2 separate regions of the Homo sapiens genome follow, and region 2 is linked to region 1. Evidence: chromatin contacts called from ENCODE Hi-C or POLR2A ChIA-PET data. All regions are on one chromosome and are shown on one strand. Each heading gives the region's core, a stretch centred on a gene start or an enhancer-like site at or near the end of the contact. The rest is flanking DNA. Distances are from core to core; before and after follow the strand shown. Region 1 overlaps CRYL1 (crystallin lambda 1). Region 2 holds the start of PAN3-AS1 (PAN3 antisense RNA 1).

Evidence for each region. Hi-C counts contacts between places; a loop is a spot of excess contacts on that map. ChIA-PET counts read pairs that join two places held with the same protein, here RNA polymerase II (POLR2A).
Region 2: a map of naive thymus-derived CD4-positive, alpha-beta T cell shows a loop between it and region 1 (10-fold over the local background). The contact joins the promoter of PAN3-AS1 here to the enhancer-like site in region 1. A Hi-C loop is called at or near these places in 1 of 168 maps with a recorded cell type or tissue (naive thymus-derived CD4-positive, alpha-beta T cell). POLR2A ChIA-PET finds 5 or more read pairs at or near these places in 1 of 52 experiments (naive thymus-derived CD8-positive, alpha-beta T cell).

The regions. Positions count from the first base shown.
Region 1 is chr13:20,474,674-20,478,268 of GRCh38, forward strand. All of the region lies in intron 3 of CRYL1 (crystallin lambda 1), which reads right to left. Among named protein-coding and RNA genes, the nearest start is that of MIR4499, 43 kb to the left of the region's middle. RefSeq lists enhancers at 1,433-1,632, 1,703-1,752. Within about 2 kb of position 1,903, at least 9 of the 41 ENCODE cell types and tissues checked have a DNase peak (open chromatin) inside an H3K27ac peak, as active enhancers do.
Region 2 is chr13:28,137,250-28,140,844 of GRCh38, forward strand. PAN3-AS1 (PAN3 antisense RNA 1) reads right to left here and starts at 1,925. Exons shown (of 2, transcript NR_029383.1): 1 at 1,298-1,925; 2 at 1-1,156. It overlaps PAN3 (poly(A) specific ribonuclease subunit PAN3), which reads left to right and starts at 1,296. Exons shown (of 19, transcript NM_175854.8): 1 at 1,296-1,838. The coding sequence starts at 1,409. RefSeq lists silencers at 1,141-1,250, 1,441-1,520, 1,561-1,960 and an enhancer at 2,043-2,337.

The sequences.
Region 1 (3,595 bases), core at 653-3,152:
CCAAGCTGCTCACACTCAGAGTGCTCCTGGCTCAGCTGTGTCCAGGGGGACACACACAACCTTCCTCTCCCCTCCCAGGGCCCTCAGCCAATGACCAGCCCAGAAAGGTTTGCTGGAGAAACCGTCACCTGCCTGGACTTGCCCCAGCCTCCTTTACTTTCAGTAAAGGGAAGGAGACCATTTGGCCTTAACAATCTTGACCTCCTCAACTCTGGATCTTGTGATTCAGCTCCCAAAGTCTCAGGGACAAGGCTCCCCTGCCTCAGGGTCAAGCAAGCTCCGAACTCTTGGTCCATCCACTCTAGCTTCTAACAGCCCAGCATCTGGACCCGTGCGCAGCCTCCTTCACCCTCCAACACCCGGAACACAGGGCAGCAAAGTCCTCTCGCGATGTCCATTGCCCAGAGTGGCGAGTCAGAAGTCAGCCTCACAGACAGGATGGCCATCACCAGGCTACAGGGACAGGGAAGGAGCAGACAACTGGACAGGGAGGAGGGAGCCATCCGCCACCTCAGGAGCACCGGGAAGAGGGCCTCCCCGCATTCCCAGACCCCATCACACCCCGTGTCTCTCCCTCCCTGGCAGGGGTGGCAGGCATGCAGGTTCCAGCTGGAGTCCAAGCGACCTGGCCCAAAGGCTGATTCCACCTTTGGGCTCTGGGGTGAGATCTTTATCCTGTCATTTCTAAACAGATAATCCATTCAGTCATCAACAAATGTTTATTAAGTTCCTGCCTCATGCCAGGCACTGTTTTAGGTACTGGAAAAACAGCAGTAGATAAAGCAATCAAAAATATTCCTGAGGTGTGCAGGCAAAAATGATTGGGGGTGGAGAGTGGGTATGGCATGGAATAAATACTAGCACCCACTTTACGGGGGTGTCGTGAGGACTGAAGTGGGTCATTTTGTGTTAAGAGTGTGGCACAGGACCTGGTCCATGGTAAGGGATGGATGCACAGTAGTTCCCATTAGCTGCGGGTCATAGGCCAAGACTAAAGAAGAGCCATATCAGCCTCAGGAGGCCTTGGGAACAGAGGGGAATCACCTGATGCTGTGCAACTGGCTCTGGCCAGGCTCAGAGAAACCAGGGACCCTTTCAGCGGAAGATTCCCACCCACCACCTACCAACTAGGATGGCAAGATAGCAAGTGCCTTCAAACGCGAGCAAAGCAAGAAGCAAAAGGCCGCAGGACGAGTCCCGGTGACATATCCACAAATCACAGGCAGAGAGCCTGTTAAAGGAAGGCTGTGTAAGTGTACTCAGTCAGTGGAAAGTGGACTTGCTCCAGGAAGGCCACAGCCTCATCCTGGCCTGTGTCACCTGCCCCACGCACACGGCAGTTCCGGGGCAGGTCCTGCGCACGCGGCAGGAAGGAAGGAAACCACAGTAGGTCTCTCAGAGGAAACCACAGTAGCAGCCTCCTCTGCCAAAACAACAGAAATAGCTACTCCAGTGTCCCAGGTGTCTTCCCACACACAAATGTGCAATGCGATACTTGCTGAACGCCAGGGCCTCTGAAAGGCAGGAAGGTAATTAGCTGGGAGTGGTGGCATGTGCCTATAATCCCAGCTACCAGGAGGCTGAGGCAAGAGAATCACTGGAACCCGGGAGGCAGAGGCTGCAGTGAGCCAAGATCGCGCCACTGCACTACAGCCTGGGTGACAGAGCAAAACTCCATCTCAAAAAAAAAAAAAAAAAGGAAAAACGAAAGGCAGGAAGGTCTCTGCTGGGCAGCAGGGACTGATACAGGTCAACCAGACCCATAAGAGGTGAAAGGCCGCCCCTTGAAAGAAACCTTTTGATTTCCCCCAGTGGTTCAAACAGACTTACTGGGCAACAAGTCTTTGAATATTGACTTTCAAATGAAAATAAACACAGCAAGGCAGCTCTGCGTCAGCAGATATGCTCCCAGCGTGCTGATACCGCTAGGTGAGCAGCAGGGAGCCCAAGCCGGAAGAAAAACATGCAGCAGGGCCAGCACCGAGTTCTGCAGGTGTCCCTTACTTTTCATTAACATGAAGCTCCCAGATTCCCGCTTATGCCTCATACCTCTTAAAAACGCAGGCTCAGCAGGGCGAGGTAGCTTATGCCTGCAATTCCAGCACTTTGGGAGGCCAAGCTGGAGGATTGTTTAGGCCCAGGAGTTCAAGACCAGCTTGGACAACACAGTGAGACCTCGACTCTACTAAAAAATTACCTGGGTGTAGGCCGGGTGCGGTGGCTCACGCCTGTAATCCCAGCACTTTGGGAGGCCGAGGCGAGTGGATCACGAGGTCAGGAGATCGAGACCATCCTGGCTAACATGGTGAAAGCCCGTCTCTACGAAAAATACAAAAAATTAGCCGGGCGTGGTGGCGGGCGCCTGTAGTCCCAGCTACTCGGGAGGCTGAGGCAGGAGAATGGCATGAACCCGGGAGGCAGAGCTTGCAGTGAGCCAAGATCGTGCCACCGCGCTCCAGCCTGGGCGACAGAGCGGGACTCCGTCTCAAAAACAGCAACAAATAATTACCTGGGTGTGGTGACACATGCCTGTAGTCCTAGCTACTCGGGAGACTGAGGTGGGAGGATCGCTTGAGCCCAGGAGTTCAAGACGTCAGTGAGCTATGATCACACAGCTACATTCCAACCTGGGCAGCAGAGCAAGACCTTGACTCTAAAAATCTTAAGTAATTAATTTATATATATATATAATATTTGTATAAACTAGGCACTGTTTTAGGTGTTGGAGAAATAGCAGTAGGTAAAACAATCAAAAATATTCCTGAGGTGTGCAGGCAACAATGATTGGGGTTGGAGAGCGGGCATGGCATGGAATAAATACTAGCACCCACTTTACATGGGCGTCCTGAGGACTGAAGTGGGTCATTTTGCATAAAATGGGCGGCACAGGACCTGGCCCATAGTAAGAGATTGACACACAGTAGGTATATATACAGGCAGGCTCCATGGTGTATTTAATATTACATATTATCATTTAATAATGTTTAAAATTAAATATATAAAAATATTTTTAAAAATATATTAAAAATATATATAATAAATTTTAAAAAATTATTTTTATATTATATATTATTTTGTATACTAGATAATATATAATTGTATAATAGATAATATATAATATTCCATTATGTATTCTATTATATATTATACTAAAATATAATATACTATAGTATATAGATAGTATAATATATATTATATGATAATATATAATACTATACTATAAATACTACCATATGTATTATAGTATATATTACAGTATATTATATATTATCATTTTATAATATATATATTACGTAGTTATATATATATATATGTATATAAAAATATATATGGGCAGGCTCCATGGTGTATTCTGTGTAGCACACAGTATCCAACAGTCTTCATAAATAACCATCTCCCATTGCTAACAGCAGAAAGTAAAATACTCTAGAAAAAATGACTAGAAGCAAATATTATAGTTGCTAAAGTGTTTACTAGTTTCCAAGCATTAAATATGTATGCCATGACCACTTTTGAATGGGCTTATCATGTTTTTAACCTAGTGATAAGATCAAAAAGTATTTTCTTAGCTTATATTTATATTTTCTACTTAACA
Region 2 (3,595 bases), core at 675-3,174, 7.7 Mb after region 1:
CCAGTTTGTGATCTAGACTCCACTTTTCCCCATTTTTTTCAGTGTGCTACTTTTGCTTATATCCATTCTTCTGTGACTTTGTTTGCCACAATTCCTTAAATACTTCCACCCCTCCTTTTCATAACAGCGATCTGCCGTTTGTGAACCTCTTTTACAGAGAAAAACTAGAATGTTACTTTTCCTTTCATAGCAATTCTTTAAAATTTCTGAAAGCCTTTAAAAGGGTATTAGCGCAAACATCAGAGATCGCTGAGGTTAAAACTATCTTTTAAAAATGAATTTCACCGTCTCAAAAAAAATAAAAATGAATTTCAAATCAAGGCTAGGCTGATTGGAGAAAAGCAACCTAGTATATTTATAAAGGTCTTCCAGTGCTGTCTAAGCAGTGTTGTCCCAGGTGGCATCCTATTTTTCATAATTTACCGAAGGCCCTTGGTAATATAAATACAGAGAATAACAGGTGCTGCACTGAGCAGGGGGTCTGTCTAAATCAACCTTTTTGGCTCCATTTTTTGACAAAGGGCCAAGAGGTTAGCGTAATCGGTCCAGTAGTTCTCATTACCTTCGAGGGGAAGGGGAAAGAGGAGAGGGGCGAAGAAAGGAAACGGGGAGAGGAAGTGTGGCAAATAGAAGATATTCTTCAGGTAGAGCCAGGGCTCGGGCCGCGTCCCCAGGTGGCCCCTCCAAACGACCGTTTACCTTGTCAATTTTCTCTTTTCAATGAAAAAAAAAAAAAAGACATCTGGCTTTTTAAGTAAGAGAATATACAAATAAGGAAGGTATCAGGTCTCGTGAGAATTCGGCGCCAGATCCGCGTCCGGAACCCCACCGAGAGCCGCCGGTCCAACCGCCGATAGCTCGCGGATGCCCCCGGGGGCCCGACGCCGGCCAGGCTTCCCCTAGCGCTCCCGCTACCCATAAGCCCTCGCGTCTCAGCGCGCACGCGCAGCGGCGACGGCCGTCTCAGGAAGAGGAAAATGGAATAAACAACTCGGAGGAACCAGAGCGCGAGAGAGCGAGTGGAGGCAGAATTTAAAAATAAACCGGCCCCTCCGCCTTCCCCACCCGCTTGCCGCTGCCGCTCCCTCTTCCCCTGCCCGCGCCCTCGAAGTCCCCGTCTGGGCCCGCGCGCTCACCCCGTCGTCCCGCGCGGCCCCTTTAAGAAAAGAGAACGAGAGAGTGAGTGAGAGAATCCCAACTCTCCCCCTACCCTCCCTCCTTCTACCCCCTCCTCCCTCCCCTCTCCCCTCCCCCTTCTCCCCGGGCGGCTCCGGCTCCCGCAGCGGGACAGACCCACCCGCCCAGGCTTTTATCCGGCACCGGCAGCGTCTTCCTTTCCTCCCCCGTCTATGGTGGTGGCGGCGGCGGCTCCTCGGGCGGCGGCGGAAGACGAGGCTGCGGCGTTGCCATGAACAGTGGCGGCGGCCTCCCGCCCCCCTCGGCCGCCGCCTCCCCTTCCTCCTCCTCGCTGGCGGCGGCGGTGGCGGTGGTGGCCCCGCCGGGGGTCGGGGGTGTCCCCGGCGGGGCGGCGGTAGGAGTGAAGCTGAAGTACTGCCGCTACTACGCTAAGGATAAGACTTGCTTCTACGGGGAGGAGTGTCAGTTCCTGCATGAGGACCCTGCCGCCGGGGCTGCCCCGGGCCTCGGCCTCCATAGCAACAGCGTCCCCCTGGCTCTGGCTGGTGCACCCGTGGCCGGCTTTCCGCCGGGAGCCGTCGCGGGCGGGGGAGCTGGGCCGCCCCCCGGGCCCAAGAAGCCGGACCTGGGGGACCCGGGGACCGGAGCCGCAGCCGGCGGAGGAGGCAGTAGCGGGGGACTCGATGGACCGCGGCTGGCAAGTGAGTGTTTTTCGGGCGGGGCGGGCCGCGGCGGCGGAGGGCAGGCCTGGGCCGGATGAGGCCCTGCTGCCGACGGGAGCTGAGCACGGCCCGCGGGCTCCCCCCCTCACCTCCCAAGGCGGTCTGAGAGGCCTAGGCCGGGCCTGAGCCCTCCTTCCTTCTTCCTGCTTCCCCTCCCCACTGCCTTCGGCAAGTCGGAGAGCGCGGGGAGGTTGGGTTCCCGGGAACGTGGGTGGGAGGACTGGGGTGATGTGAAGGGGGGGCGGGGAGGAAGGGGGATGGGCTGTGGCGTGCGGAGTGTGAGAAAGGGGGTGTCGTTTCCGGGGGGTGTGGAAAGGGGCTGGGTTTGCAGGCACATGTGTTTTGCGTGTCCTTGTGGAGTGGCGTCTGCAGAGTGTTGAGGTTCCCTAGTGGGGAGGGGTGTGTTTGTGTGTGTGTGTGTGTGTGTGTGTGTGTGTGTGTGTAGGGGGCGGGAGGTGAGGGGCGGGCTTAAGGCTTCGTGGAGTAGGTTGAAAGAACGGAAAAAGTTTGTAGAAGGCTTGCGGGAGAAAGGTTTTGCAGGCAGGAAATGCTTTCTAAGGATTAGGAGGGAGCGGACTGTCGCGTTCAAAGTGTGCTCAGGTTTAATCGAGAGTTTAGAGTAGGGATTTCACAAAGACGCATTTCATCTGAGTTTCCCTGAAAGCTAGAATAAGTTTGCTGGTGTCAGCTGGGATCCTGTCTTCTATAGCTTTGTATCAAGCAAACTCAGCATTGTGTCTTGAATGCATGTCATGTGCAGCCTGCGTTTATGTGCGACTGAGCACTTGGGTGGGGACATCTTAAGGCTGTTTATATTTCTTTTTCATGTGTTGTTGTTGTTGTTGTTGTTGTTGTTTTGGAGAGAGTCTCGCCCTGTCGCTCAGGCTGGAGTGCAGTTGCGCGATCTCAGCTCACTGCAACCTCCGCCTCCCGAGTTCAAGCGATTCTGTTGCCTCTGCCTACGGAGTAGCTGGGACTACAGGCGCGCGCCACCACGGCCAGATAATTTTTTGTAGTTTTAGTTGAGATAGTAGTCTCGTTGTGTTGGCCAGGCTGGTCTCAAACTGCTGGCCTCAAGTGATCTGTCCTCCTCAGCCTCTCAGTGTGTTGTTATCTATTGACCTGAAGCTTGTTAGTTGTTAGTGGAGTTTACAATTGAATGTGAGCGTAATCTGTTAGAGAATGTTGCCTTTACGAATAGAGCCGGTGCCAGATGTCCCTGTTTTGTTTCTTAGTATATTGAGCGTTTCTAAACCAAATAGGAGTCCTACTTTCTTGGGAATTCTGGAGAACTAGATCTTAAAATAATCTGATAGGCAGTTCAATTTGTACATGAGAACATTTTGTCTTTTTCTTAAACACTGTTAATGAACCTGATAGGAAGTTTTAGCATTTAATTGGTCTATGAGGATTATTTAATATCTTCCCCGGGGTTTTGCTTTCTTGCTTTTTCTTTCGAGACGGGATCTTCCTATGTTGCCCAAGCTGGCCTGGAACTCCTGGGCTCAAGCGATCTTCCTGCCTGGGCCTCCCAAAGTGCTGGGATTACAGGAGTGAGGCACCATGCTGGGCCAAGTGTTGTTCTGTTCTGTTCTTTTCTCCTTTCTCTCTTCTTTCTTTTTCTTTTATAGAAGTGTTTCATTTGTTGTGATGGGCTTGACTTTAATGAAGATATATTTGCTAAGGCTGATAATGCTAAGAAAATTAATTTTGTAAATTCAGATGTTTTGTAAAAC